Linked DNA regions of Mus musculus: region 2 is linked to region 1. Evidence: chromatin loops called from intact Hi-C (ENCODE). Cell type or tissue: heart. All regions are shown on one strand. Links, peaks and the distances in the headings refer to the core of each region. The heading gives the core; the rest is flanking DNA.

Evidence for each region. Hi-C counts contacts between places; a loop is a spot of excess contacts. Peaks named below come from ENCODE experiments on the same cell type or tissue, not always from the same donor. Only the 100,000 strongest peaks of a DNase experiment are listed, where the experiment ranks them.
Region 2: a loop joins it to region 1, with 3 times the contacts of the local background. A loop is called at or near these places in 2 of 42 quality-filtered maps.

What each region holds. Positions count from the first base shown.
Region 1 is chr2:129,646,679-129,662,853 of GRCm38, forward strand. No RefSeq gene overlaps it. Among named protein-coding and RNA genes, the nearest start is that of Pdyn, 45 kb to the right of the region's middle. In heart, for the core only: no CTCF peak of the experiment used is centred there; a DNase peak (open chromatin) is centred at 6,143; H3K27me3 peaks cover 300 bases.
Region 2 is chr2:129,586,092-129,602,266 of GRCm38, forward strand. It overlaps Sirpa (signal-regulatory protein alpha), which reads left to right and starts at 6,748. Exons shown (of 9, transcript NM_001355158.1): 1 at 6,748-6,984; 2 at 7,513-7,603. The coding sequence starts at 7,522. In heart, for the core only: no CTCF peak of the experiment used is centred there; DNase peaks (open chromatin) are centred at 6,000, 6,640, 7,320 and 8,130; H3K4me3 peaks cover 2,459 bases; H3K27ac peaks cover 2,774 bases.

The sequences.
Region 1 (16,175 bases), core at 5,721-10,720:
AAAGACTAAGCCCCTGTCCTCTCCAGCTTCACTTCTGTGTACATACCTGGGAGATCTGGAAGCAGGGCCCATCCACCATGGAAGAGCTGCCCACCCATGTCCACAGCAGCACTGGACACAGCAGATAAAAGGTGGAGGCAACCCAAGGATCCAGCCACAAATGAATGTGGTAAATACGTTAATAAAATATTACTCATCTTGAAGAAGGAAATTTTTTTTGGATTTCTTTTAAATAAAAACTTATGTAGCTAACGAAAATCGTACACATTACGAACAAGATGTTTTGAAGTGCATATATTTTAGAATGACTAAATCCAGCTAATTAGTGGGTGTATTACTCATCTCTTTTAGAGGTGAGAACTCTTAAAAAATCTATTCCCTAAGCAACTGTCAAGAATACAGTATACCGTTATTACCTATAGTCACTACACTATACATAGATGTCTAGAATTTATCCAGCTTGAGTTTACTAAAACTATGCTCCTGACCAGCGTCTCTCCAGGCTTCCCATTCTACCCTTGGGAACCATCATTCAGACATCCACTTCCATGAGCTTGGCCTTTTCAGATCACATGCACAAGTGAGATCTTGCTGTAATTTTCTTTCTGCATCTGGTTTATGTATTTCACTTAGGAGGTCCTCCTTGGTCATCCTTGTTGTTGCCTATATGAGACTAGGCCCTCTCACGTTTTTTAAAGTGGAGACTTTAGAGATTATATAAAGCAGACATATTATGTCCACTCACTGTCTAGTCAACATGTAAGTCTCTGGGTTGGCTAACATGGATAATACTGTAGTGAAGTTGGGATTGCTCTCTCTTACATATTGATTCTCTCTCCTTTTAGCTACATCCCTAGCAGTAGGTTTGCTGCATCATAGAATGGTTCTGTTTTTAATTTTAACATGGCTAGTGGTCAAACATAGGGCCCTGTGTGGGCTAGACCAGTACCCTACCACTAAGCAACCTCCCAGTCTTACTTTTAATTTTTTTGAGGAAGGTTCATGCTGTTTTTGTACTTTCCATTCTGAATGCCCATGTTCAAGGCTTGTCCTATTTTTCCATACACTCTCACATACACTTTGCTTTTTTGATAATAGCCATCCTAACAGGTATGAAATACTGCCTCATTGCTTTAATTTATATTTGTCTAATGGCTAGTGCGTTTATAGACTTGACCTTCTATATGTCTTCTTTGGAGAAAAGTCTATTCCGATTAGGAGGGAAATGATCTCACACATGTTTCAACAAGAATGAAACTTGAAGACACACTAAGAGTAAGAAGCCAGACACAAAAGTATTCTTTGGTTCCCTTGTATGAGACATTGAGAATATTCATATGTGCAGACAGAAAATAGGCCAGTGGCCACCAACAGCTTGGGGAAGCGGGGAGATGAAGGACTTAGTGTTCACAGTATTGATGGGAGATGATGCTGGAAATCATCTTGCTGGGGAGGATGGGTCAGAAACATGGGAAATTCTTGTCTCTGGTGGTACCAGGGAGTGCCTAAACCAATCCTGAGATTAGCCTCCAGCCATAGATCCTGTTATCTAAGCTTTGTTTACTCTTGATTAATAAACTTCACAGGCTTCAGGTACAGCTCAGTTACTGGGGTGCCTGCCCGGCATGCACAAAGCTCTGGGTTTGAGTCCCAGCACTACCTAAACCAGGTGCAGGGGCACATGGGAAAGTGGGAGCAGGAAGGTCAGAAATTCAAGGTTATCTTCACATATGTAGTGATTTGAGGCCAGCCTGGGATATGTGAGAGACTGTCTAAAAGCAAAGCAATGCATGGACTTCACCTAGTTTTCCTTGGCTTTAAACAGGGATTGGCAATGACATTGCAGGCATGATTTTGCAAAGGTCCCAAGAAGCCATCAATTTAAGAACAGGCTTTTGTTTATATTTATCTTACCTTTTTCTTTTTTAAGTATGTTGGGAAAATGAGTGCAAGAAACCTTCCCTATCTTGAAACTCGGTTGGTAATGACCCAATTCTGAGAGTTCCAGTATCTGCCACTGGCCCCACTTCAAGGACAACAAGCCAAGACATTATGGTAAAAGGAGCCATCCCCTCTAGCCAAGGCCTTCTGACCCCAACTGTCCACTCAGGCAGGGTCAGCTGGGGTGACAGACAATGTCATGAATCCAAGTTAGGGAAACATCCTTCAAAATGAAGCTGGGTGAGTGTTTAATAGTAACCCTGTAGCCTGACTGGTGCTGTCTCCAGATTGGGTCTCACATGCGTGCAGCCTAATGCATTATCACTGATGTTGTGTGAGAAATGCAAAGAAGCCTGGGTTGCCATTGTAGCATGACCTTTTGCTAGAAGTTTTTGCTCAGGGCAATTAAATGTTCAGCTATCTCCTCCTGGGGAGTGCCAGCTTGCATTTTAATTAGGCTTAGAAGAGGGAGGTGGTAGAAAGGAAACCCAGACAAAGAATTAAAAAATAACAGTCTGCTTGACAAACAAAGCCATCCGTTTGCAGCTGTGAGTCTACTCTGCAGCTCTCTTCCCCTCTCAACTCCAGGATGCCTTTGACCCTCTGGGCTTAAAGCTCCTTGTCACGCAGTGTAGGGAGAGGTACAGGAGACAGCACATTCTTAGTGAGGAGTCCAAATCTCAGTGGTCTTACCACCTTCGAAAGAGTAGAAGGCATGAACCTCATTTTACAAATAAAGAAACTCAGGCTGAGAAAATAATTGGCTGTAACCTGACTTAGAACAATAAAAAAGGCGTAAACTACTGAGAGAGGGAATCACAGTAAATGATGTTGACTCAAAGGAGCCAGCCCTCAGATTTGGATCCTTTTTACATGAAATGCTAGAACCAAGAACCAGTGCAGCTCATCCCATCTGTCAGGAGCTGGGGAGAAGGGGAAAGGGGTCAGAAGTACAGAGGGGGCTTTGGAGAAAGGGGACGTGTTTTGTTGTATGCAGCTCCAGTGAGAGTGTCTGGATAGCAGACCTGGACAAACTAAACTCAAAATTGGTACACTATTTATAAGCTTTAATAAAACTAAGCTTAAGAAAAATAATATGGTGGGTGGCTGTTGGGAGTCAGTCTTGGGCACTATATGATGATATATAGATGCTGGCTTCTATGCCCAGACATTTGTTTGCAGTCTGGACACTGGTATGGTCAAGCATTTTCGGTTTCAAAGTTATGTAAAAATTGTTTTTCATCATCTCTAATTGGTCATTAAAGAGCTGATTCAGCCTATAACTGAGCAGAGAAGAGAATAGGGCGAGACTTCCAATCCCAGTGAAGGACTCTCAATGAGTCAGAGAGAGAAGTAGGAGAAGAAGGTGTAGAGGAGACCAGGTTGAGAGACCAGGAGGATGAGCCATGAGGTCATGCGGAGGGTCATCCTGGGAGTCCCCATGCGGACACACATGGAGAAGAGCAAGTCGGGCAAGACTCAGATTAAAGGTAAAGGACCACGAGGCTAGGAAATATGTGGGGCTGTGCAAGACAGCCTATTTTGGTTGAATGAGGCTTGCTCCGGAGACCCACTAGGAAACTCTACAAAGGGACAGAACAGTGAGCCACGTTCCCAAAGACAGGTACCTGACATGCAGACAATAACCCAATCTCCTGGCATTATGGCTAGACTCCACTCCCACAGTTAACTGACTATACCAGGTAGTTCCTCCCCACAGTTACCTGGCAACAGCAAGGTAGCCCAGCCCACTATAAAAGGGCTGCTTGGCCCCTCCTCTCTCTCTTTAAGCTCTCACCTTTCTTACTCTCATCTCTAGCCCTCCTTCTCGCTCTCTCTTTCCCCATCTCTCCATGTGGCCATGACCGGCCCCTCTCCCTCTTTCTACCTTCTCTCTTTCTTTCTGACTTTCTACAATAAAGCTCTAAAACCATAGACTGTCTCTGCTCATCAAGGTCCATTGTGCTTAAATGATGGAATAGGCTTTCCCCTAAAGAGCCGTATCTAACCTCCCTCTGGAAGGCCTTCCTGCACTCCAGCCACCGACCAGACCAAGGACTCTCACCTGAATGGGAACCACCCAGCGCCCCCTCGCTCTCTGCCCTCTCTTCCTTTCGGCCCCAGGGATGACCGAGCCGCCCCCTGGTCCCCTGGGGCCTCCACTGTGTTCTCAGCTCTTCCGTGGTGTCCAGCGGTGTTTGGGATGCCCAAGACTGAGAACCTGTTATCTCTGGCCTCCATGAGGCCCAGAGACCTTGGACTGCCCCTTGTCCAATCCCCCATGGGCTGAGTCCATAGCTTCCCACAGCCAGACACCCACCCAGGGCCATGTGGAAAGCATGCAGCAGTCCTCCCTCATCTGCCTGCCCAGAGCTCTGGAACTCTGGTGGGACGCAAGTTTTCTCCCACTCCCTTTATTCCCCCATGCCCACTGCCCTGCAGAAATAGGCAGCCTTATAAGGTTCGAATAGCTTAGAACCTGCTCAGCATAGTGCCAGCAGCTTGTAAATAAAAATACAAGGTCCCTGTGTCATTGACTTGGGAGCTAAAATAGGCTAAAGCAGGCATAGCAATGCCTTGCAGTTATTTGGGAGCAAACTGCCCAAAATATTATTGCAGGTGGTGGTAGTACATGCCTTTAACCCCAGCACCCTGAAGGCAGAGTGAGGTGGATCTCTGTGAGTTCAAGGCCAGCACTGTGTGTATGCCAATCCATTTAAATCCCTCACACAAACCTATAAAGGTGCTGTAGTCATTTGAATGAGGAAGCCCCTCATAGGCTCTTATGTTTGAATGCTTGGGTCCCAGTTGGTGAACCTGTTTGGGAAGGATGGGGAGGTGTGGCCTTGCAGTAGGTGTGACACTGGAAGGTGGGCTTTGAGGTTTCAGAAGTCCATGTGATCACCAGTTAGCTCTACATGTGAGTTCCCAGCAACTGCTCCAGCATCGTGCCTGCCTGTCTGCTGCCTGCCATGATGGCTACGAACTCACTCTCTGAAACTGTAAGCCCCAAATATCTAAAAGAAATTCCTTCTTTCAGAAGTTGCCTCGGTCATGTTGTTTCAATTACAGCAATAGAAAAGTATCCAAGACAAGTGTCATGAGGACCCAATTCCAAGTTGAAGAGACTGAGGCACAGCAAAGATTTTAAAAGTCTCGCAAGGTGACATCTGGGAAGAGACAGAGCCTGGATTAAAATCCAGCAGGCTGATCCCTGTACCCAAAGTTCAGAGCAGGCATGGTGGCCCAGGCCTGTAATCCCAGCACCTGGGAAGCTGAGGCAGGAAGATCTTGAGTTAAAGTGAAAAGAAATCCAAGTTTATCTCTTTGAAATTGCTTGGGGCAGCATTCCTTCTAGGAACTTTTTTTTGTTTTGTTTTGTTTTGTTTTGTTTTGTTTTTTGAGACAGGGTTTCTCTGTGCAGTCCTGGCTGTCCTGGAACTCACTCTGTAGACCAGGCTGGCCTCGAACTCAGAAATTCGCCTGCCTCTGCCTCACAAGTGGTAGGATTACAGGCATGAGCCACCACTGCCCGGCTGGAACTTTCTAACAGCAGAAAAGGAAAACCCATTCATTAGAGAAGCATTTGTTCTGTGCCTTCTTCAAGTTAGAATACAGACAGAAACATCACTCTGACGAGGAGGAGGAAAGGAATCCCCAGCTGATGGATATCACATCATGGTGCGTGTCCGTAGTCCCAGAACTTGAAAGAATGAGGTAGGAGGAGGTGGCTTCAGCCTAGGAATTTGAGGTCAGCCTGGGTAAGTTAACAACAGTCTGTATCAGGAAGGAAGGAAAATAGGAAGGAAGGGAGGGAGGGAGGGAAGGAGGGAGGGAGGGAGGGAGGGAGGGAGGAAGGGAGAGAAGGAAGGAAGAAAAAGAAAAAGAACCATGGACCACAGTTAGCATCGACGCAGAAGGAAGGAAAAGGAACTTCAATGGCAAGCAGTGTCACCCTGGCCTGCACGGGAGATTTCTCCGAGAAACAAGCTGTTTCCCAGCATGTATGACATTTCCCAGGCACTTGACATCCCTTTCACAAGACAAGCTCAGCTCTGGCCAAGTAGAGAGGGTTCATTTTTCCCAGGCCGCTGCAAAGGCTCTTTGAGGTCACACCTCCTTAACACCTGGAGGCTGCTGGGATCCCAGCACATTTCACAAATGGCCCATGTACATTCCCCTGGGGACATGCCAAGTGTCATGTTCTGCCACACAGGAACAACAGCACCGGTGACAGCTGGGGCTCCACGGGGACTCATGCCTTAAGCCAAGTGGCTTGTAGAGTCCTGTGTGGCCTGGTATGGGGATGTGGCTTCTGCCGCTGCACCATTAGCTTCCACAATGATGAGGTCCCAGCTGGGCACTTTGAGCACATCCTCCAGTGTATTCTTAGCAGCTCTGGTTCCCCGGTGAGGATAGAGAAGGGGAGAGGGGGAGAGTTTGTCCTAGTCACTGGGTGCTATGAGGCGGGGGGGTATAACTGGCATCGACACCTTCCCCTGACTTCACAGCTTCCTATCTCCTACCTTCCCACTCACTGAGATGACCACTGTAAAATCATTTAGTAAAGTCTTTCGGGAGGCTAGACCCTCTGACTTCCTACGCCTACTTCCCAGCTGTGTGCCTTGTTCTTGTTCAACTCTCTCTCTCTCTCTCTCTCTCTCTCTCTCTCTCTCTGCCTCTCTTTCCTTCTCTCTCTCTCTCTCTCTCTCAACCCCCTTATCCCTATTTATCCCTAGCCGGACTGAAACTGAAACTTAATACATAGACCAACCTAGCCTTAAACTCACAGCCTGAATTTGCCTCCAGAATAAAAAAGAGAAACACGTTGTCTCCATAATAATTAAATAATTAAAAGTATTCAAGTTTCTTAACCTCTTTGACCATTTTCTCCTTTGTGAATGGTCCCAAACACCATGCCAACCTGAGAAAGTTATTGTGAAGCCCAAATTAGATGTCAATAAATATGACAGTGGTTAGACCTAAACCCAAGTGATTGTGAGTTCTCAAAAGCAGGCAGCTGTGCTAAGCATGTGGTCTTTGTGCTTTCTGTAAGCCAGCTCTTATTTACTGTGTGTATTTGGGACATCTCCTAAGAAAAACTGCATCTTTTTCAACAACTTACATTCATTTATTCTCTCATTTGCCAAACCTACAGAGTGAGCAGCTTCTGAGTGGGGACACCAGATAGGGACACACCGTCCCCTGAATCCTCACTCTCAGGCCCAGTGGGAGAGATAAGAACAGAATCAATTGAGACTGCATCACTTTATGCTGAGTGTAACGGGAAAAAAAAGTAAGATAGGCAAAGCTATAGAAAGATACTGGGCTGGAGAGGGAAGCAGAGGGGTGACATTTATACTTCTCCCTGGGGTGGGAACAGTGACTGTGTATAGAAATGGACTAGAGGTACACCATGGAGAAGTGTAGAAATCATTAGACTCCTGGAGGCAGACACATGAGGCAAATGGCGGCGGTGGGAGAGATCCTGAGGCCGCCTCCAGCTGAGAGCATACATACCTCCGGGTTATAACCTGCAGGTCCAGATGAGGAGAAGGAAAGAGGTGAAGGAAATGAGAAACAGGTTGTCTCCATAGTAATTAAACTGGAAATTCTGTCAATGCAGTCTTGTTCTATTTCTATTTTACAAATTCTTATAATAAATTTTGCCATAAATATCATTGCGCAAGAATCTTAAGAAGTGAAATGGTAAGGTCAGAGCCATGAACATTACTATCATAATGCCACACTGCCTGAATCAACCTGGCCAGCTCTCAGATGCTATGTCTCTGAGAACACTCTGCCCACACCCTCTGTCCCTGGCCCAGACCCAGCAGTTGTGAATGCAGTTGGATCGCTTGATGCAGCATAGAACCAACAATAGTTCAGAAGAGACTGCCTAGGGCAGTGGTTCTCAACCTTCCTAATGCTGTGACCCTTTAACACAGTTCCTCATGTTGTGGTGACCCTCAACCACAAAATTATTTCATTGCTACTTCATACCTATAATTTTGCTATTGTTATGAATAGTAATGTAAATATGGGATATACAGTATATCTAATATGCAACCCCTTGGAGTCACCACCCACAGGCTGAGAACTGCTGGCATAACTGAGCTGCTATCATCTCCCAGGAAGTGGGCCAATTTACTGTCATTCTTCCAATCACACAGACTTTTCTGTCTGTTAAGCCCTGAAAGCAAGGCCCTGCCCTAAGATGGCAGTGAACCGAAGCCCTGCAATTTCAGATACTAAAAGCTCTATAGCAAACCCCCTCTAGTACCAGAACCCAAGAGATCCACCGACCTCTGGAGCCCTCTCATTAGTGCCCATCTGGAGCCCCACCTGGCTTTCTTCTCTCCCATCTCCTTGGGGTTCCCGGTTGTGGCCACCACCTGCCGGTCAGGGATCTTCTGGTTTCTTTTCCAAATCACTTCTGCTGCTAAGGTTTCCTTCTCATACACAGCTTTTGAAAGAACTTTCTTTTCATCAGTAGCCACTGCGTCTGAGATGGGAGCACTGTTTTATCATTCCCTTCACTCTGAGCCCTAGTCTCTAGTTCATTTTGGGGAAGGAGTGGGTAGCTACCATTTCAAAGGTTGGTAGGCAGTGTGCGTGTGTGCCAAGTTGTTTTTAGTGCTGGCAGTGGGGCTGTTTGGAAGATCCTTTATGTTATCTTCTAAAACTGATCTGGTGGATTAGGCAGGGTTCTCTACAGTGACGGAACCAATATACACGCACTATAACAGGATTTACAGCATCATCTTACATGGCAGGGGCTGGGTAGTCTAACAATGGCCTCTTGCAAGATGTAGGATCGAGAATGTGGTAGCTGCTCAATTTGTGAAGCCGGAAGCCTCAGGAGACCCCTTCCAGGAGGTGCTTACAAAGCTAAGCAGGTTTCATGAGCTACAGACAGAGCAATGGCATATGTGCTCAGTGAACACGGAGAAGCCTAGCTGGAGCTGTTACTCCCAAGGCTCAGTTTCACTGTTTAGGCTACACTGTAGAGCTGAGAAGTTCTCAAGGGACATAAGCCTTCAGGATAGAGTCAGATGCCTACGTGAGACTCTCACAGGCGTAGTTCACCTTCTCCCCAACTTTCATTGTCACCTGGGAGGGATGAATAATCCCCAAGGGCTATTTCTTCTCACCCATAGCATGGCGCCATGTATACTGTGCAAACAAAAGTCTCTTCGACCCTGCCTGCAATTAGTGCCACCCCTCCCAGAAAGCTGACCACTGACAGCAGACAAGCTCTTACTTTCATTCCTCTTCCCTCTGGGCTGTTTGGACCCTTCCTTTTATTACAATGGAATCACATTGTGCATATACTTATAATTCTATTAAAAGAAAAGATATATACCCAGCTTTTTCCATGTCCTCCTCCAGGGTCTAGCCTGAGCCAACAAAGGAAGTCCACATGCCCAGATTTCATCTCAAGAATAGCAACAATATGAAATATCAAGTCAGTGTCTTCTCTCCAAAACCTCTCAGTCCTGCGGCAATGTTTGTCAATGAGAATTGCCTAGTTGAACTTCAGGACAAAGAATCATAAACTTCATCAAGAAATTCAAGGAAGTTAAAGAAGACCCAAAGAAACACCTCAGTGAGATTAAGTAGGAAGAGTTTAGAGCTGATAAATGCTTGAATGATGCCCCCAAACACAGACATAAGGCTGATGGAATGAGGAGGATCTAAGACTTGAGAATGGAACTCAACTAGGAGATAGCAACGCTGTTTAGGAAGATTTTGAAGAGGACTCAATCTGAAAGAGAGATGGAATTGGAAAACCCATTACCTGAAAACTCTAGGAAAGCCTTAGGAATAAATAAAGCTAATGAATAAAGCAGAAGAAAGACTATCAGGACTTGAGGATAGAGGATCTAGACAAAATAAGCAAGGAATATGGGATTTTTTTTAATCACAGGAAAGGAACACACAGAAAATGAGAGACATGAAAAATATCAAACCTTCGAATTATGAGCATAGATGAGAAAGAAGGATCCCACCTCAGTGCCATAGGCCAGGTCTCTTTGATAATTTTACAGAAGAAAAATTCCCCAAGCTAATGCGTGTAACCCCATGCAGATACAAACAACACATATAACACCAAACAGACAAAATCAGAAAAGAAGATCACAGTAAGATCATACTTAATACACTAAGTATCCATAACAAAGAAACTATATTGAAATCTATAAGAGGAAAAATACAAGTCACATATAAGAAAAGCCCACCAGAACAACAACTAATTTCTCAATGGAAACTTTGAAAGCCAGAAGAGTCTAGAGAAATGATTTCCAAGTTCTAAAAACCTATGATGGCCAACAGAGACTAGTATACCCAGAAAAACTGTCTGCAATAATTGAATGAGAAAGAAAAATTTTCTTCAACATAAACAGCCTACAAAATTTATGGACAACAAGCCTAACCTACAGAAAATTCAAGAAATATTCATTCAGTTGGAAAAGATGGATGACCATAGCAGAGAGACTGTGGAAGGAAACATGATGCCATAATTACTAAGGCACAAAGTATTACTGAGAATACAACCAGCCTCAAAAGTCAACAATGCAATGACCATAATTAACACACACATTTCATTAATAACTTTAAATTTCAATGGCCTCAATTCTCCAACCAGAGACACAGGCTGACTGAATGAATCAAGAAACAAAATCCATCTGTTATCTTAGACAAAAAATGTCTCATTTTAAAGTTAGGAACTGCCTTAGAGTCAAAGGATGGACTGCGCTCCAATGAAAGGGGGCCAGGAATCAAGCAGTCATTGCTTTCTAACAGATGACAAAATAGACTTCAAATAGAGCTAATAAGAAGAGATAAAGAGAGACACTCTATTCTAATCAAGGGAAGTTAACCAAGAAGGTATTATTTACTTAAGCATATATGCACCAGATTCCAGAGCACAAAGTTTCATAAAAAAATTTGCTACTGGATTTAAAGATACAGATTTACCCCAACCCATTAATAGTAGGCAATATCAATGCTGCACTTTCTCTAATATATGGGTTGTTTGGACAATAAACAAACAAACAAACAAACAAACAAACAAACAGAGAAGCATCAGAAGTAGAAGGGAGAGTTTATTGGGCTTGCAGTTCTAGAGGGATTCAAATATTTCAGCAGTTGTGAAGTATCACCGAGCAGCAGGCATGGCGGCAGGCTAGAGCAGGATGCTGAGTACTCCTAGCCTTTGCCATAAGCCCAGAGCCAAGACACTGAACTGAAAGTAAGACGAGGTCTTCCGCTCTCAAATCCTGCTTCCTCCACCACCAAGTTCACATAACCTAAACGTCCTCCCAACAGAGCCACTAAGTAGGAACCAAGCATTCAAATACCCAAGACTATGGGGAACATTCCTCATTCAAAACACTAGAACTCATAAGCATCCCAAATCCTGCTCCTGAAAAGCAGACTCGGACTTGGGTCCACCCCCACATGTGGGTGTGTCATTTATAAACCTTTATCTTTTACAGCAATCCTCAGTTTCAGTGACTGACACACTGTGTGGTAGGCAAAACAAGCCAGGGTGGGCAATGTAACAGTGTGGGCAGTGTAACAGTATGGACAATGTAACAGTGTGAGCAGTGTAACAGTGTGGGCAATGTAACAGTGTGGGCAGTGTAACAGTATGGACAATGTAACAGTGTGGGCAGTGTAACAGTATGGACAATGTAACAGTGTGAGCAGTGTAACAGTGTGGGCAATGTAACAGTGTGAGCAATGTAACAATGTGGACAATGTAACAGTGTGGATCGTTTTCAGTTAACATGTAGTTTCCTTTAGCCAAGGGTCCTTGAGTGCTGGATTCTCAGTTAATCCAGAACCCCAAGGCCAAATTCGTGCCCACAGGCCAGGGGGGCGTCCATATAATGGAGAAAAGGAATGAACCAGTCACCCCTCTTTCTTTTACCCTTGACTTGTCTGACAAGGACTCCATCAGAGGACTCGGTCAATGGCTCCTGCTTGTTCTGCTGTTTCTTTCAGGAATCTCAACTTAGGTTGGTAGCTGTCTAATTTATTATTACACGGTGCAGTGCTGGATAATTATACACTGTGGTATAATTTGTTATAACTTGGGCTGAGGCCTATAACTGTATAATTTATCATTATACAGTACGGGGCTGAATAATATGAGGAGTGTATAATTTACTTCAGACTTACAAGCCTAACCTGCAATCCAGAGGCAGCAAGCAGCCTATGCAAATGATTAATATTTCTACAGTAACCTCAACCTAGATATTTCTGACATCTTTCCTTGAGCTTCCCAGAACCAGCCTGGCTGGGGTTGCCAAATTCTTGACTCTTTTGTCTCAAGCCAAACTCAAATTTTGGCAATCCTAGCCTAGGCCCAATGTGTGTTGCGTATTGAATTATGGAAAAGGAATACCAAAGATTCCGGGAACAGACGTTATCCTTGAGTGGCCACAGTTGGCTGAAGGTGATGTGTGCAGCCTTGGGGAGATTGAGGTAGCCGACCTTGCTGGGGAAAGTGTGTCATGGATGCAGGCTTTGAGAGAGTAAGGCTGTGATCAGAACCCAGCTTCCAGATCCACAGAAGGACCCTCAGTTTATAACTTCTTCCTTTTGTTCATGTGATGAGGGCTCCTCTGGTTCTCAGTGCTGAGAACATCAAAGAAGCATACCCTTCCCCGCATGAAGCTTGCATTCAGCTAGAAGATTAAGTTCCTCTGGTCCCTCGTTTCTCAAAGTGTGGTCCCCTAGACCAGCAGCAGGGACTGGGGACTGGGTAGAAATACAAAATGTCAGCCACCTGGACCTGCTGAGTAACCCGGTACCACTACAGCAAGTGGACCGTACTACTACGATCCCCATGATGTCACAAGCACAGCCCAAGCTCCAGAAAAGCAATTTCTGCTGCTGGTTGCTTCCTACAAGTGTGCGTCCCTCACCAAGCTCTATCTTCTTCCTCTGCATTCTCCTTTTTGTGCAGGAACATTTTACCTTGCTACCTTTTGGAAATTACAACGATGTCACAGAGAGGTAGGAAGGGGAGACAGAGAGGAGAAAAACAAAATCACTCAAATCTCCATTATCCAGAAGCGGCATTGTTAATATTTTAATGACTCATTTACAAGCAAGATAAGTTTAGAACATTACATATACACACATATATGTCATATATATGTGCTTAGAACATTATGTACACACATATATATGTCATTATATATACATACATATATATATGTTTAAAACATTACACACATGCACATATGTATATGCATATAACAATGAGTAGGCTATATGGAAGTCAGAGGACAACTTCGTGGAATGAATTCTTTCTTTCCAACTTTTTGTGAGTTTTGGGAATCAAACTCAGGCCTTCAGATTTGCACAGCAAACACCTTTGCCCAGTGAACCATCTCACCAGCCCTGCCACTTCTGTAAGATTTTTTTCAACATCGTTTCAAGGAACGTTGGACTTTGAGCTACATAGCAGTTCTCATCCCAGAAGGTTTGCTCAAACAAGGGTTGCCAGGTCTCATCCCAAAGCTTCCAGGAAGGAGAGCCAGTCATGGGACTAGCATTTTCTAGCAAGTTCTAGGTGGTGTCCATCTGCTGCTCCAGGGGATTGCTGGCCTCAGGGGTTTGGAACATCGGGGTTTGGAATCCAGCTCTGCCACCTGCTGCCTATACACAGGAAGATCAGTCTGAGGGACTCTCCACGTTCGTATCCTGCACCCACCGCACAGTATCCACCTCCTAAGATTAGCACATGGGCCATGGGTCCAGAGAAAAATCAAATACTATTGTTCTGCTAAAGCAACACAGAAATAAAATGGCGTTCTTGCAGTAGATGGAAAAGACCATAGAGACCCCAAAGATGAACAACACACAGTGAACAACCTCTGCCCTCAGGGCTCAGGTAGCTACGCAGAAGAGGAGACAGAACCATCTTAAGAACCAGAGGTGATGGATGGACTAAGGAAATGATGTCTCCCAGACACAACAAGAGTGGTGCAAGCATGAACTAACAGAGACCCTGGCAGCAAGCACAGAGCCTGCACAGGTTCAAACCAGACAGGGTCCCAGCACTGAGCGGGGAAGTGGACACAGACTCCCACCTCTACACAAGAAGCTATCTTTAACTGATACCTGCTTGCAAAGGAAAAAATAATTTCCCCCATTGGAGTCTCTCACTGGTTATATGAAGCATAATTAAAGGCAGTCCCCATGCCCAGCAACACAAAACAAACTCAGTAGTAATTTTTGTAGACTTTTTGTCTTATACTTCTTGGTTTGAACACTCTCACAAGCACATGCACGCATGTGTGCGTGCATGCGTGTGTGGGCTTTCGTGTTGTTTACCTATTAGAGAAAAACAGAGCAAAAAGGCCATGGAGTTGGGTGGATGGGGAGATGTAAAGAATTCAGGAGAGGCTGGGGGAGGGGAAACTGTAATCAGAATATAATGTATGAAAGTTTTTTCTTTTTTTTGTCTTTGTTTTTCTTTTCTTTCTTTTTTATTAGATATTTTCTTTACATACATTTCAAATGCTATCCTGAAAATTCCCTATACTCTCCCCCGCTCTGCTCCCCTACCCACTCCACTTCTTGGCCCTGGCATTCCCCTGTACTGGGGCATATAAAGTCTGCAAGACCAAAGGGCCTCTCTTCCCAGTGATGGCCTACTAGGCCATCTTCTGCTACATATGCAGCTAGAGATATGAGCTCTGGGGGTACTGGTTAGTTCATATTGTTGTTCCACCTATAGGGTTGCCCACCCCTTCAGCTCCTTGGGTGCTTTCTCTAACTTCTCCATTGAGGGCCCTGTGTTCCATCTTATAGATGACTGTGAGCATCCACTCCTGTATTTGCCAGGCTCTGGCATAGCCTCATACGAGACAGCTATACCAGGGTCCCTTCAGCAAAATCTTGCTGTCATATGCAATAGTGTCTGGGTTTGGTGACTGATTGTGGGATGAATCCCCGGGTGGGGTAGTCTCTGGATAGTCCATCCTTTCATCTTAGCTCCAAACTTTGTCTCTGTAACTCCTTTCATGGGTATTTTTTCCCTATTCTAAGGAGGAATGAAGTATTTTTTTTCAATTAAAACATACCATCACAAGGACTGCATGACCACATTGAATTAGTAAAACACCAAGGAAGTATTAGTTATATTGTTTATACCTGTAATTTCATAGTTGGGATTTATTAATAATCATCTATAAATGTTGTCTTGATGCTATCCTGTGTGTTTCTTTGCAAAGGCCACATGGCTGTTCTTTAGGTGAGTTCTGTTGATGACCATTTCCTCAGACACAGTTCTATGTGCCTGTCTATGGGTTCCTAAAGAAGGGAAGGTGCTAAATTCAAATTGCTGAGGAAAATCATATTTTTCTGGGCTGGTGGGCCTTGGTTGGATAAGAAAGCAGGCTGAGCAAGCCATGGGAAGCAAACCAGTCAGCAGTGCCTCTCTGCAGCCTCTGCATATTTAGAGCTTTTGATGATTTTTTTTTAAAAAATGGTCTTCCAGTGACATGCAGCTGATGAGCCACGCCCCCAGTCTCAGACAAAACTGTCTTCTTCTTGAGTTTCATTTGTGTGCCACACTATTGGTTCTTTGATTAAAAGCATTGTTCCAGAATCGAGGGCTCAGTGGTTAAGAGCACTGGCTGTTCTTGCAGAGGGCCCAGGTTCAGTTCCCAGTACCCATGTGCTAACTCACAACTCTACAATGCCATCCTTCAGATACCATGAAGATGTGTTTGAAAGAAATGGCTTCATGAATTAAACTTACTATTTCAAGAAAACTTGAAATGAGGTTTAAAGAGAAAGAGCATTTAAAAAAAACCAAGAGAATATTTTTGAGATTATGCAAAATTAACAAAATTTTAAATTCTAGTGACAACTAAAGTGGATGTCCCCTTCCAATATCTGAAGTCTTTAAAGTAAAAATTTAACATTCCTCAATTAATATTGTGTTCAGTTGGCTAACCAGCCTCTCTTTCTGATGAGCTGACTCTGCCTTGGCCAGGCTCCACACTTCTTATCCTGTGGAAGCAGAGGCGAGACCCACAGGTCCCAGCTGCTGATTAAGTCTCACATTTGCTGCTGGGTGAATGCCTCCCACTTAATAGACGGGTGCGGATTAAAAGAGGCAGGGAACCCTGAAAACAGAGAAGTCGATGGAAATTGCTCAGTGAAAAATTCTCCCAGTATCTCATATCTCAGGACTAGGGCCTCTG
Region 2 (16,175 bases), core at 4,443-9,442, 62 kb before region 1:
GTCCAGGCAGCCTGTCTCCGCAGACAGCCTGCTAGCTCTGTTGTGCATTGGGTGAGTAGGCTCAGATGAGTTCAGCCTTGACCCAGTATGACAAAGGCTCTTGCTGGTATACGTATTCTCGGAGCAGAGACTTTCCACTCCAAGGGCAGTGGCACTGTACAGGCCCCGTGTGGCTATTGTTCCTCAAAGGCCACTGTCGATGTTCAGCAGAAACTGACAGAGAGGAAGTGGTGTGTGTTGCTCAGGTTTTCCCTTAGACTCAGGGAAGTCCTGTAGCAGGAACTGATACTCCAGTCCTAAAACAGAATGACACCAGAGGGAGGCTTGGACTCCCTGTCTGGGAAGGTAGTGGGAGTTGGACAAGCCAGGCCCAACCTCCCTCAGGATGGAGGGGTCTCAGCCCCTCTGAGAAGCGGTCAGTGCTCTTACAGGCAGAGCCTTCTGCTTTCTGCTCAACTCCATCATCTACTGTCATCGGCTACTTCCTGAGGCTCTACTGTGTGTATGCTCAGCTCAGGTACAAGGGAATAAAGGTGGAATCTACGTGTAGCCTTAATATGAGTGGAGAGTCACCTCAACCTGTAATATGGAACATTAATTACCAGGAAATATGATTACACCCCATCCCACCCACCCCCACCCCAAAAAAGAGGAGCAGGTGAGCAAAGCAAGAGCACAAGTTTAGATAGTGTGGCTGAGGTGGGCATTCCTGAGGAGACTGCATTTGAGTAGAGCAGGAAGAGTTAGAACAAGCAAGGCAGATAACTGGGGAGAGAGGATTGTTGTCAAAGCTGACAGCAAGTGCAGAGGTCCTGAGGCAGGAATGTTCTGGGTGAATCATGTAGAAGCATGGTGTACCATGTGAGACCCTTTTGAACAAGATAAGACTTTCTGATTTCATTTCAAAATATGACGAGGAAGGCTTCTGGGTGGTTTATGAAGAGCATGGTGAACAATTTAAGGAGAAAGGAGCCAGAGAGGATGTGAGGAAGGCAGGTGTCAGAGCAGGGTATGATGCGGGTAGTGTGAATTATAAAGATAGAACCAAGAAGATTGGCTTACATGTGAGGAGGAAGAAAAAGATATGTGTAAAGGGACCCCAAGGCACCATGCCTGAGCTATGCCTTGACCAGAACTAAAATGAAGAAGGGGTTGAAGTGTCTCATGTCACACTCTACTGATTTTTGTGATCTTGTTCTCTCTCTCTCTCTCTCTCTCTCTCTCTCTCCCCTCCTCCCCACTCCAATAATTCTGGATTTCAACGTGGCTTACAGTCCCTCAAGGTCACACAGCTAGAGAGGGCAGACCCAGAAACAAATGAAGGTCTCTCCACCCCTAGGCTATGCGGGCCATCAATGGAAGCTGAGCTGTGTGACATCTGTTGTTTCTTTCCTCAGACCCTGCATGCCCTGACCTATCACAGGCTTGGTCAGCACTGGGACCACAGAAGGATGTGTATATCATTAAGCTGTCATCTTAATGGGCAGGGAGACCCAGAGAGGGTGCTGTGGACGGTCCCAAGCTCTGGACAGAGCCCAGTATTGCAGAGGAGGGGAGATCACACTGCTCACTTTAAAGCCTGCTTCCTGGAGCTTTCAAGTGGTGTGTGTTCCTTGGACAAGCATCTTACATTCTGCCTCAGTTTTCCCACCTGTGGAGTGGGGATAAGATTGTTTCTAGGGGTCCAGGTGAAAGAGTCTCAGGGAGGAGTCAGTATACTGGACTCATTGTGGATTGGGGCTCTCTGTGCGCTTCTATGCGTAGATTAGAAGTGTTTAACAAGGCACTCAGCCTTGGAACCCATGTCTTTTGTTATTCATAGATGTAATGAACGTTCTGCCTGGGCTTGCTGTGGGGAAGGCTCATCTCGGCACAGCTGGGCTGGCTCTGGGTAGAACCAGATCCCCAGAGCCTGAGAACACTGTTCAGGGCCTGACAATGCTTCCCACCCCTGATGAGCTTAGAGGGAGAGTGAGCAAGCTGGGCTAGGGAGCTTGCTTAGCTGCCTGTCTGCTTGCCTGGCGAGTGGTTCAGTCTCTGATTTTCCTGGGAAAGCACTAATTACCTCATGGCTCCCTGGGGGTGTGGTAAATGATCTGTCATAGCCCCGCCCCCGCCCCACCCCCAGCCTGGAAACACAGTTGCCTTCTCATAGGCTGACGGTGTCCTTACCTCTGCCTTTCCCTAAGAAGACAGGACCAGAACAAACTGACCATCTACAGGAAAGCTGGGGCCAGGCTCCTAAACCATTTGTGTCTTGGTTCAAAGTGTGGTCCCCAGACTTGGCGCATCAGCTCCCTGGGACCCCTGTTAAGAATGCAGATTCTCAGACTACCTGGCACCTCCTGAAGTTGGGGTGGGGTTTTGGAACCTATGTCTAACAATCTTTCTAGGGGATCTGAAGTTCACCCATACTGGAAAATCACAGGTGTGGGGGCTGTGGCCAAAGAAGAGATGATTATCAAGCACCCACCGTGGCCGCAGCACAGGCTGGTAGGGAGATACCTGCCTTGCAGTGTGAGTCCTTGTGACTCCTCACCTGTGAGCTGGGACAGAGTACTTTATAAACCTAACACATGCTAATTTTCTATCTACTGCTTATTGTTGAAAGTCCTGAGGCTGCAGTTTTAAGAAAAACAACAGCCAATAAGAACTCATTTAACCCTTACAAGAAACATTTTGGGTAGGGCCCTATCACTGCCCTAATCTACACAGTCCAGTTGGAGGTAACTTACTCCTTGGCTAATCTCAGTATGCTAAACTTTGAGCCATTGGATCTGTCCCCAGAGACAACTGCCGAGCCTCTGGGCTGAGCCAACCCATAGAGAGACGATGAAATGGGATAAAGGTCACAATGCAGACATACCACCGTACACACTAAGAAGGTAAATTTAAATTGGGATGAGGACATTGGGGGAGAAGCTGGGTAACAGGGAACTCTGGCAAGACCACTCTGACAGGCCTAGTAGAAGGGGTGGTTTCAACCTTTGTCTTTCCCTGCTGTAAAATGATGTAGTAATTAGCACTCCTCTCAGGTATGGCAGGACCATGTCACAAGAACAAGACTGCAGGGATTGGAGGGATGGTTCATCAATCAAGGATACTGGCTGTTCTCCCAGAAGATCTGGGTTCAATTCTCAGTACCCTCATGGTAGTTCATAACTGCCTCTAACTCCAGTTTGAGAGGATATGACCTTTCACACAGACATAGACACAGGCGAATATGCACAGGAAATAAAAATAAAGAAATTGTTTATTAAAAAAGAACAAAACTGCAAAGCATAGCAGATGCTGAACAAATAGAAGTATTTTATTGTTTTTTTAAGAATTGAATTCAAAGTTCAAATCTTGACTTCTTGGGGACCGAACAGCTACGTGTCCTACACAAGTCATGACCCCTCTGAGCCTCTGTTTTTATAGCTACAAAATGGGACTAACAGCAGCCACTCCCAGAAAGGGACTGCTGTGAGACCCAAAGTGGCCTACATCAGAGCTAGGCAGTCATATCGCTCACTCTCTGCTTCCAGCCTGCTCAGTGGCTTTCCCTCCAGGACAGGCGGCCTGCGGTCCAAGCTGCCCCCGGGGTCTGTGGTACTTTTATTTTTAATCGTTCTGGCTTCAGAGCTGAGGTCTCTAACTGTAAATGGTTCCTCTTGCCCTGTAAAAATAGGTCCTTGGCAGCTTGAGCCTCCTGAAGATACCACACAAAGGCAGCCAGGCAGGCTGGCCTGCTGATGCCAGCCCAGGGCTATGGGAATCAGGAGCAAGGATGGGCAAGGCTACATCAGTAGTACTGTGACTCTGCAGGCCCCAGCATGCCTGGCAGAGTGGCCCTGGTCAAGTCAATGTCTGTCTGGCCTTGTTCCCAGCATCTAGAAACATGGTGGGGTGTTTGGGGCCTCAAGGAGAAAGCATAGATCTTATGGCCTGGCACATACCAAAAATGCATTTGTTGCCCTTACAGAGGTCAAAACCTCCTGAGATTGCAATCATGTCCTGGCCATTAGTAGGGGAGAAGGAGGAGGAGAAAAAGAAGGAGGAGGAGGAAGAAGGAGGAGGAGGAGGAGGAAGAGGAGGAAGAAGAAGAAGAAGAAGAAGAAGAAGAAGAAGAAGAAGAAGAAGAAGAAGAAGAAGAAGAAAGAAGGAAGAAGAAGAAGAAGAAGAAAAAGCCCCTTATTGTTTAAGCCAAATAGCCTCATATAAAAGGATTCCCTGGCTGCTGAGTGAGGAATGGACAGGAGGGAGGGAAGAAATGGGTACTAGGTGAGAGTGTACACATATCTCCCATCTTGTAACTACACGGCCCCTCTTGATGGGTCAGGCCCTTGGCCTGACTCTATTCATCCCTCCCTGGAGCTCTGATACCCACCTGACATGTGAAGCATTACGGGTTAATCTGTCAGCTCCTTGAGCACAGCGTCATGGACCTGGTTTGTTCTTCCCAGCTGCCACATCTCGACTGCTCAGTGCACTGCCAAGCACACAGTAGACACTCAATGCATGCTGGTAAGTGCAGGGACCGTGAACGAATAACATCTGGATTAAAGCACCCAGACTGGCTGTTGTGATGGCTGATTCGTATCAATTATCTGTCATAATCTGTGTGCGACCCCAGGCAGGCTGTACCTTGCCCCTTTAGTTTTACACATTTGTCCACAAATCTCAGGGGACTCACAGCAACGGATGGGTGAACACAAGTGACTTTTATGTGGACAAATGTCAACTCCCCCACACTCAGATGTGAGAGTAAAGAGGGTAGTTTGGAAGCTCTGCTGAGCGCCTTTGCCAAAGATGCTATATATAAACAGCAGGTAGTACAATTATTATTCCTCCTAATCTCCCAGTTCCTAATCCCAGGCAGGTCGGTGTTTGTGTGTGCTTGCCCCAGAACAGATGAGCAGCATAGGGCAGGAGGCTGCATCATCTCTGACTCCAGCAGTTGGCTTTTTTTTTTTTTTTTTTTTTGAGACAGGGTTTCTCTGTATAGCCCTGGCTGTCCTGGAACTCACTTTGTAGACCAGGCTGGCCTCGAACTCAGAAATCTGCCTGCCTCTGCCTCCCAAGTACTGGGCTTAGGCGTGTGCCACCACACCCAGCTAATTTTGGAGGAGGGTTTTCACAAGGCTTTAGTGGACACCATGGTCCTATCAGACACAATTTAAAGAGCTGGAGACACTGCAGCTCAGCTCAGATGCTAGAACCAAGTTTTCTTTCTTGCCCAGGCCCCCGAACTCCGTATTCTCTTCCCTTCAGCCACCTCTTATTCCAACTATAGTGACCCTTTGAGTGTAACAATCAAGCATGGTAGGCCCTACTTGAATCTTGCCTACAGGGGTTCCTATTTGCAGAACCAATTCTCTTGGGCTTCTGGACCACCCTCCCGACGTGCTAGCCACATACTGTTGCCCTTACCTAACCAAGCTGACACACATGTGCACTTGTAACCTACACTCCCTACAAGACCTCCTCTGTTCATTCTTGTCTTCCCCTGCACCTTCTCCCAGTCTGCAAGTGAGTTCTTGTAATCCCCTAGGTCCAAAGAAATACAACTAATCTTCCTGCTAGGGCTGCCCCATGGTCCCTTAAGGATTGCTGCTGCCAAACACTTCTCAAACACTGTCCTTGCCCTTGGTACATGGTAGGCTCTTCTTAAAATGCAGTGCAAATATCAGCTCATGTAACTCTCCCAGTGGCAGTTCTGGGTCGCTGCTTATGTTGGCCTGGTCTGCTTTAAAAAGAGCAGAGACACAGAAACAAGGTCTTTCTCCAAGACTGCAGCTTCTTAGACCAGGAGGAACGATCTAAGGCTTGGAAGCTGGGTCCTGGGTTCAACAGATGCACCCTTCCTGCCTCTCAAAAACAAACAAACAAACAAACAATAAAAGAAGAAAAGAAAGAAAAAAAACTAAAAAATCTCCCAGGCTTTTGGTCATGGGTGCAGAGGACTCTGTGGTGTGTGTGTGCGTGCGCGCGCACCATTGCATAAGGGGCTTTCTACATCATTAGGCAATCATCCTCCACTCCTCTGCCCCTAAACATCCTCTTTATTGAGAGGATGGGCCAGTAGGGCCTGTCTTGCTTCATTATGTCCCTCAACCACCATTGTGAGAAGCAAAATTTGCTATCTCTGAACTTCCAACTCAGAAACTCTCCAGTTAATAAGAGAGGGTCTTGATTCCTCTTCCCTGCCTTGGTGCCCAGCCTTCTGCCGATTAACCAAGCACCTGACCTAGCTCATGGAAATCCAGAGCTAGGGTACATTTTGCATCCAGAGGCTCTGTCCTTTGGGATAGGCTCTCCTGTCCCTCCTCTTCCTCATTAGGGTAACTATTTTGCAGCCCAGGTCTCTCCTAGTACAGTGCTGCCTGGGCCCTCTCCACCTCCAATCTATTCTCCCTGATAGAAGGCCTCTGGTCTGTCTCCTCCCTAGGGCCCAGCCCTGCCCCTCTCCTTTCCCTGCCACAGCATTTTTGCTGCTCCTCTCCCCCAGCGCGTCTTTACCAAGAGGCACTGAAGTCCTTCCTACACACACGCTATTTTTGTACCATCACTCTCTCCTTCCTCTCCCCCTTCCCCCTGCATTTACTTCCTGCTTTTGCTATACCTCGGGGCCAGCTAGGAAAGATTTGGGCCCCTAGGACTCACGCCCACCCGGAGGCCGACCTTCGGCTTTGGGACACACAAGCAGGGCCTCTCGGGGAGGGGCAGAAAGCAAACCTCCCCGCCCCCTCCACTCTCCACCCTTGCAAGCTCCCCTGCCGCGGGCAGCCTCTTGCCCACTGGAGTCTAAGGACTGGCCGGGTGAGAGGCCGAGACCAGGGGGCGATCGGCCGCCACTTCCCCAGTCCACCTTAAGAGGACCAAGTAGCCAGCCCGCCGCGCCGACCTCAGAAAAACAAGTTTGCGCAAAGTGGTGCGCGGCCAGCCTCTGGGCAGAGGGAGCGGTGCTTCCACCGCCTGGCAGCCCTGCGCGCGGCGGCGCAGGTCCGAGCGGCTGGCGGGGACCCGCACGGGCAGAGCGGGCTCGCGCAGAGCCGAGGCGGGCGGCGCAGCTCGCGGGGCGCACTGGGGCGCGGGCGGGAAGGTGCGGGCGCGAGGAGGGGGCGCTCGGCCGGGCCGCCCTCGCGCTGGCCTCGCGACGGCTCCGCACAGCCCGCACTCGCTCTGCGAGCTGTCCCCGCTCGCGCTTGCTCTCCGATCTCCGTCCCCGCTCCCTCTCCCTCTTCCTCTCCCCCTCTTTCCTTCTCCCTCGCTATCCGCTCCCCCGCCCCCGTGCCTCTGGCTCTGCGCCTGGCTCCCTCGGGTCCGCTCCCCTTTCCCGCCGGCCTGGCCCGGCGTCACGCTCCCGGAGTCTCCCCGCTCGGCGGCGTCTCATTGTGGGAGGGGGTCAGATCACCCCGCCGGGCGGTGGCGCTGGGGGGCAGCGGAGGGGGAGGGGCCTTAGTCGTTCGCCCGCGCCGCCCGCCCGCCTGCCGAGCGCGCTCACCGCCGCTCTCCCTCCTTGCTCTGCAGCCGCGGCCCATGGAGCCCGCCGGCCCGGCCCCTGGCCGCCTAGGGCCGCTGCTGCTCTGCCTGCTGCTCTCCGCGTCCTGTTTCTGTACAGGTAAGCACCCTCAGCTCCTACTGCCACCCTCCCCAAGCTGCGGGCTCAGGCCCCGCACACTGTCGCTAAGCTAATGTCGACAAATCCCTGTAACGGGGGTTACAGATGCAGAGTTGAGGCCCAGAGAGGGTCAGCCACTTGCCCAAGGTCACATAGCCTAGGCTAGAAGCCGGGATAGAACTCTTCTTATCCGGATCTGCCTTGTGGACTGTGACTGGGTAGCCCAGCGTTGGGCTGCGGGGTATAGGAATGAGTTGGTTTACCGTACCCTTTGCCAAACCTGAATGGGGAAGCAGACTGGCAATTGCTTTGGGCAATCGGGCTCCTGGTTTCCCCATATGCTCCCTTGCTAGACTTGATTGGAGAGAGGGTCGGGGCAGAGGTTGGGCGCGCTGTTGAGCTGTTGGGATGGGGGAAGAGTGAGCTTTCGCCCTAGTACCAGAGCAAGCAGGGTTAGTGTATGGAGGTAGAGACAGGAAGAGAGGCCGGAGTAATCCACGGACCCTTGGGAGACACAGTGGATTTACCTGTGGTGGGCACAGCCCTCTCTGGATGGTCTCCTCCCCGCCACCCCCCTGCCTTCCTTAGGCAGGCTTCCAGTAGCTCCCTGCAGTTCCAGCATGTACCTGTGGCTCTGAGCTTGTCTTCTTTGTTGGCCTACATCAAACACCTGGCTGTCTCCAGCAGGAGGGCTCTGAAGGCCGGTTGGCCAAGGAGTGAGGTCACCATTCAGGAGAGCTGCATCTTAAAGGGGTTTTGCAAAAAATCTTGGGTCTCTTCTGGAAGTATATGAAGGCTAAAGACATAGCTGGGGAGGGACAGAAAGGAGCCTTATTTCGTGTCTTCTTGGATTGGTGCTATGGACATAGGGGTCTCTGTACAACCTTCCTTTTGCAGGGAGGTAAATCCAGCCACGGCACGCCGTTCTTACCAACATTTGCCTAGAGCTTGGCACCTGATGGCAGTGTAGAAGGAGGAAGAGAGAGAGTCAGCCTCAGGATAGAAAGGATAACAGGGTGGGAAAAGGGGTGTCTAGGAGTTCTCTCTGAGCTGCAGTGTTCAGGAACCCACTGGGTGCTCCCCACCAAGTGCTCCCCGCCAAGTGCTCCCACCCCATTCACAGTTTTCAGCTACCCTTGGGTCCTCTCAGAGCTGAATGATGAATTTCATCTCTCTCCTGTGAGTGGCTCTGAGGTCTGGTCTGCTTCCTCCTGCCTTACCAGTCCCAGCCCTACCCTGCCATGCTCCAGGGCTTGGGAATCTACAGGCATCTCTCCGAAGTACAGAACACTGGGCCCAGATTAATATCTAAATGTTGGCTCTAGACCTTTTTCTGACTAGGGTCCTGTGGCGCAGTCCCTGGCAAACAAATAGTTAACAAGTGTTAACAGCAGTCTTCCCTTCCTGGGTGGGGGTAGGGGTGGGGGTGGCGTGGAGGGGGTGGAGGTGGGGGGAGTGGGGAATGACAGCACCTTTCTTAAGAGCATATCTATCCCCCCTTCTCCACCCTCACCTATAAAAACAATCTATAAAATGATAAAGATGGGATCTTCCGTTCCAATCCACTCAGCATCAGTGACTTGAAAAAGTGGGAGCGGTGGAGGGGCATAGATTAACTTCATAGTAAGTAAGCCTTGGGAGGTGAGAATGAGATTCTGCGGGAGGAAGGGATGGTGTATGGCCTTTGAGTGCCAGCCTCCCAGCAACCTGCGCATAGTCCCCTTGGGGCTCAGGATCAAACCCACATTTTTGCCCCAGGAGGTACTTCAGCCCCTACTGGACTCAGCCTCCCTTGCCCAGGGCATGGGATTTACAGCACACAGAAGAAGTGGGACTGAAGGACAGACAGGTAGGAGGCAACTGTAGGTGGGACAGAAGGACAGACAAGTAGAAGGCAGCTGTCCAGTTTTCTAGGAAAATGGATTTGTTTAAGCAAGAACCCCAAATATCAGCTTAGAAAAGACATCTTGGATTGAATGACTGCTGTCTCAGGCAGAACTGTCGTCCTGGGAGGTGTCATGTGATCGCTGGGCTTCACAAGATCACTGCTTGGGTGAAGGGAGCTGGTCATGTGAATTATTGCCTCCGGGAGGCAGGAGAGGAAGTTTCTAAAGATTGCACTCAACAAATGATGCCAAAGGAAAATTCTAAAAAGATTCTGGTGAAGTCACCACCGTGGGTTCTTGCAGACTGTGTAGGGGCTGACCCTGCTATTCTGAAGGAACGAGATGGTGGCAGGCTTCACAGTCAACTACAGGATGCTTTCCTGGCCCTGGCTGGGCCTGAGCCCTGGGATGGACTGCTCTGCTCTAGTAGGCTGTATCCGAGGGAAGTTGAGGTTCCAGCTTAGAAGAGCAGTGAGCCCCTCCAGGGAGCCCTGTGACCCTTGGGTAGAGAGTAGCATGCTGACAGTGCCTCTGTGCTTTCCTAAGCACTAGAGCTGACCTCACTTCCTCTTTCGTAGGAAAAAGGGGGTGAGATGGGTGTTATCTGGTATGTCTAAGGTCCAGAGGCTTTTAGAAGGCCCATTGAAGGCTCAGTGTTCTCTGGGTGCTTTGTGGCCATTAATCATCCCTGTCCCCATCCCATGGGGGACACGAGCTGTATTTAAGAGGTCCCGACTGAGCCGGGCAGTGGTGGCGCACACCTTTAATCCCAGCACTTGGGAGGCAGAGGCAAGTGAATTTCTGAGTTCAAGGCCAGCCTGGTCTACAGAGTGAGTTCCAGGATAGCCAGGGCTACACAGAGAAACCCTGTCTCGAAAAAAACAAAAAACAAAAAACAAAAAAAACAAAAAAACCCCAAAAAAACAAAAAGAAGAAGAAGAAGTCCTGACTGTGTGTTGAGAAAGGGAGAAGAACCCGTGTTTATTGAGTAGGCCCAGTGCTTTGCCTGCAGTCTCATTTACTAGCAGTATGCTGTTTGGCGCTTACTAGCGATGTTCAGATGAGGAAAACTGAGTCCAAAACTTGTTCCAGGAGTAAGGAGCCGGAATTCTGGATCCAGCTTCTGGTGAGAGGAGTGAGTGACTTAGGCGTATGCAGCCCACATTGTTGGGGTGAGAAGAGCCACCTGAGGCTTGGCTGAAGAGCTACAGGAAGGTTCCTGTAAGCAAAAGCTTTTGGTCAGGTTTTCCCGAAGCCCACTGAGCGAGGAACTGGTAGCCTCTTGGCTTCATGGGGAGCGATGTGGTTTGAACAAGAGGCCCCATCTGGGCTGGTGAGCTCTGGATTCCCTAGCACTGGAACGTTCCTCCCTGCATCTTGCCCTTTGCAACAGATGGAGAACAGTGGGCGAAAGGAAGGGAGTCTAAAAGTGCCGAGTGGATCCCACACGCACCACCTCGCTACTTGCAGAGCCTGCGTGTGACAGCGTGTGACAGGTTATTTCTTATTTGTCATCATGAGCTGATGGAAGAGGACCCTCCTTAACTGTGTTCAGACTCCTGGCTGTGGACACAGCTCTGACTATATCATCATGTCACACCCCAGCTCAAAACTAGTGATGCCTTGGACCAAGTTTCCTAAAAAAAAAAAAAAAAGGACAGCAGGGCCTGGGTGTCCCCCGTCAGACCTCAGTTACATGTTTTCCAACAAACATACATGTTCATATGCTAACAGGGCTTCTTCACTGCAGACTGAAGCCTGGTTGGCCACTCATACATCCAGAAGTCCAGGGAGATTCTATGTGGGAGACCCCCAAGCTGTTCCAGTGTGTTATGAACAAGAGGCATTTGATTTATGCAATGTCTGTTAATATGCAAGCTAACCCAGTTTGGCTCTTGGACAAATCCATGCCCCCAGCTAGCCTCTTATCTCTCCACTTTTGCTCCTGCTGTTCCGCCAAGATGACCTTTCCTGTACTTCCTAGCTTCCCTTAGTCTGAATCCTCATCCCTCCAGGTCTCCTTCCCATGCCTCCTGCTCAGGGGGGCTAATTCCTCTGACCCTCTCCCATGGTTTTATCTGTTCCTCTCTGAGGCTACTTGTTACTTCTCCTTTGTTTTGTGACTGTGTGCATTGCATGTTTACCTCTCAGATCTGCTTCTGCAGCCTTACTGACGATTAGCCTCACCATGTACACACAACAGTGCCAGGACCCCCTGGGAGGGAGGCCTGGTTCTGCCACCTACTTGAACAATTTGCTGAACTTCCCTGGGTCTCCTTTTTTTTTCCTCATCTATAAACCAGAGATGTCATTAACAGCTCTTTCTCAAGGAGTAAGTCAATTAATGCAAATTGAGATGATGTTTGGAGCATGCCTGGTATCTGTAAGCTATCACCCAATCACTGCCTTATGCTTTGTGACTTGCTCATCCTGGTACCTGTTAGCTATCATGCTGTCATTGTTTTATATTGTTGGACTTGCTCATATCTTGAACTGGAATGGACTTTTGCAAAGCAGCCAACCTAGCACAGCTCCTATACATAGTGGGCACTCAGAAAACGAGGACCATGGGTAACTACATGCCAGTGTGGCTCAGAGAGCTCCCTTCTCCTGAAGCTTTCTCCTGGGGGGATGGACAGGTTGTGAGGAAACCAGCTCTGCGATCTAATTGCCTTGTTAGTGCCAATGAGCTGTGGACCCAGCCTGACTCTAGGTGTCTCCCTCTGGACTCACACATCTGAAATTGTGGCTTCGCAGGCCTGGAAAGCTGGAGGGGCTTGGGAGATAGCTGCTCACCGTGCAGCGGGGTAGAGGGCTTAGCACAGGTCTCCAGATCCAAAGTCAGGTCGGGTCAGGCCACGGAGGGAGGTGCCAGACCTCCTACAATACGTGCGGACACTTTTAAAATGGGGCTGGACATTTCTACCGTGAAAGCCAGAGTTCTGACAGGATCCTGAGCTCTGTGAGAAAGTGCTAAAAATAATCATCACAATCCTGGCCTCCGAGCAACTGTGTGTGATCCTAGTGGGTCTCAGAGCTACCCTGGAGTATGCACCATTGATGATTGATCATCTAACCCCCTTGACCAGTGAGGGGATGATGGCTCAGCAAGGTGTCTGCATCGGATGGCCACCCAGATCAATCAACCTGAGCTTCAAAGCCTCGGCTTTAGATGTCTCCTTGCTTTGCTTGACAAGTAGGGAGGCTGAAGACCAGGGCTTTTGGCACCCTGCTCTCTTGGGACATCTCTTATCTAGTGTTTATCCATCGGTGTATCCTCCAGGAGGTGAGGATATGGTGGCAGTGACCTTGCTGGTGCTGCCAAGACGGTGTGGCACGGGAAGAACTGAGCATTTCATGGGCCAAATGTGGTTAGGAGGACCCCATTCCTGTCTGACTTCCAACTAGGCATTCTGTTAGTAGATCTGTCAAGGAGTAGTGAGGATGGACAGAAAGGGTGAGGGAGGCCCTGCAACCACCCTGCGGCCTGGCCCATGTTTTTGTTCTCCCTGTCCCTATGGTACTCCGGAGTTGGGTGATGATGGCTCTGTCCTGCTGGGTCCATGCAGAGGCTCCATATTTGAGGCCTGCCCTGCTTTGTTCAGCTTTGGTGGTCTTCAGGTGCCTTTGTGGCCCTGTTATATGATAGCCTCGTCAGGTGCTTTGGGGCTCCAAAGGGCAGGTAGGGCCCCCCACCCCCCCCACCTCCACTGAGCCTCAGTTTTCCCTCTGAAGGCAAACTGAAGGCTTCAACAGGTCTCTCCAGCGGTGGCTCCCTGGCCAGCTTCCTTGGCACAGGAGGCCATGCACCAAACACCCTCTGTGCATTCACCCCTGCCTGACAGAGGGCCACATGTCCCCTTTCCTGCTCTGTGCACTGGCTTCCCCAGCTGCAATCTGGAAACTATTCTCACTCTTCTCTCCTGCAGAGGCTGCAAAGGGTTAAGGGAACTACTAGCCGAGCTGGAAAAGCTCTATGAAAGGAACCAGTGAATCACATCAGCTTAGCTGGGGAGAAATCCCATCCGAGAGCGGAGAGCATCTTGTGCTGGCTCAGTGCATGGTAACCACGGTAGATGATGTTTAATAGGTGTGTGTTGCTTTTAGAGAGGACTTTAGTCTGGCCAGGGAAATGCATGCATATCTTTGGCGGCCCAAGAATGTAGAAGCCTGAGTTGAAGGCTGCATCTTGAGAGAAGGACCAATGGTTGTGCCAGCTCCCAGGCTTGAGGGCCCCATGTCCTCACATGGAGGAAAGACTGGTAGCAGCAGCTGTCATCTTGTGGGGCCTTCTAGTCTGTCCATTGCCCTAGGAAGGCATGCCAGGCAGCACGGTGCTTGTTTCAGAGCAAGTCAGGACTGGAAGCTGGGAAGAGGCCAATGGGTTCCTGACCTCATCCCTCACTCCTGTGTAGGAAGAAGGCTCTTAGGTTGCTGAGACATTACTCCAGTGAATGTGGCAGTAGTCACTTCAGTCTCTCTCAGCTACTTCTGCTCCCCAGAGGTCCATGACAGTTCAAAGGGCCCTCACAATACACAGGTGTTTGCAGTTTCTGTGTCCTCACCCTGCCCCTGGGCAAACCACTGGGCAAGCCATATGCATTGCTTTGTCACCTTCAAGTTTTGTGTGACCCTGTTGCTGCTCATCCACAGACCCTGCGTGTGCATTCTGCATAGTGTTTGTTTGTTTGTTTGTTTGTTTTTAATGTATGTTAAGGCAGAGAGACCCTGTAGCCCTCCATCCCACCCCTAGCTGAAGGACACAGCCATCACTTCGCTCCTTCACCTTTAAACACCTGGATACATGGGAGTCACTGCCTTCACTGAGCACTTGTTGTCCTGGTGCTAAGTTCCTTAAGTGTGCTGGCCCCTTCCATCTGTGGCCTAAACCTAGAATCAACACCATCCTCATTTTACAGAGGAGAAGCCAGAGGTCCACAGTGGTTAGGATGCTAACTGGATTCTCATGGGTAGGAGGATGAGAATCCAAACCAAAACATAACTTTTAGCAAATGCCAGATACTGCTCTAAGCCTGAGAAGTGAAACAGTCTCTCAAAGTGCTTACAAGTCTGAGGTAGAGGATCGGACACTAAGAAAGTTAAATAAATGTGCAGTGTGTTAAGTGATAGATGATACTTAGAAAAATCAGCAGGGCAAAGTGTGGAGTGTACTGTTTTATGCAGGAGGCAGGAAAAGTGCCAGATAGGCCTGATCGAGGGTACAAGCCATGTTTGTAGACATCTAAGGAATGAGAAATGGACAGAGGCTCTGCGGTGATCAGAGAGTCTGGTCTGATTGCAAAAGAGCGAGGACCTGGGATCCTGGAGGCCACTGTAAGGGTCCTGGGTCTCGGTGGAGTGGCGCCCTCAGCAGAGAGCAAAGGGGAGATGCCCCGATTCAGGTCTAGAGGCTGCCTTGAGCATGACTTGTTGAGAGATGAAGTGGAGACAGGGAAGTCACTGAGTGGTCATGGCCAGATGGTGCAGAAGGAGCTACCACCCACCCAAAAGCATCAGAGTCAGAGACAGGAGGCCTGGTCAACTGGAAAGGCTTCCAATTTATCTCCACCACAGTGGGGCAGGGTGAGAGGAAGGCAGAGCCCATCCATAACTTGAGACTTGAGCCAGCAGGATTAGCTAATGGGTGGAGTGTGCAGCCTGGGAGGGAGGGTTGAGCAACCATGTGGTTCTCTACTCTGCTCTCCACCACCCAGCATGTGTTTTTGAGTAGGAACAGGACAGGATCCCTGCTTACAGATGAGGAAAGCTGCTTGGCCAAGTCACTGTTCTGGGGACAAGATACCCAGGCCTCTAGCCCCAAGCCAGAGCTTGCCACTGTCTGGATATCTTAGGAGTCTGCTGTTTCTCACAGAGGCCACCAGGGATGTGGCACAGTGCCCAGTCCTCAGAGATGCCCACAGTGGAGATAAATTGGAAGCCTTTCCAGTTGACCAGGCCTCCTGGTCAACTCCTAGCTCCTAGGAGTCATGGCTCCTAGCTCCTTCTGGCCATGTCCACCCAGTAGTCTGTCCAGTGGTGTCAGCAGAGCGTCCAGTGGTGGTCTGTACCCCAGTTGTGTACAGGAAGCCATCCTCCAGGATTCTGGGTTGACCCAGCTCCAGGTCAACCCTGTCCCAGTTTGCTGGGGTCCCAAAGACTCTGCTCTGGTCCCAGATGGAAAGGCCCTTGCCTCTCCTCCGCATCTTTACCCATGTGGCTTCTCCTGGATAGCCTCCTGTTACCTCACCTCCGTCAACCTGGGTCAGAGGCTGCCACCTCTAGGAGGTCTTCCTGGATTCAGCCCTTTCTAAGACCCCCCCCCCCAAGCATCATTTCATGACATCTCTTACTGATGTATAGTCATTGCTTGTGTCCAGGAGACCTCCAGAGTAAGCTATTGAAGGATAGGCCCATCTTCCTCATTTCCCTGTGGCATCTAGGACAGGCCCTGCCAGTAGAGGAAGCTTTGTAAGCGGGAATAGATGAATCACTGGGAGGAAAACCACTGATCAGCCACAGACAGCTGCCAGAGCCCTAAGCTCCCAACTTTGGAGTCCACACAACTGTATGCTGGGGCAACCCCCTCTAGAATCCAACACCAACGACCTCCTGTCCCTGAGGGCCACAGAGCACAAATACTCTCAGATGATTAGTACCTCCTGCCCAGGGCAGACACTTAGGCTGAG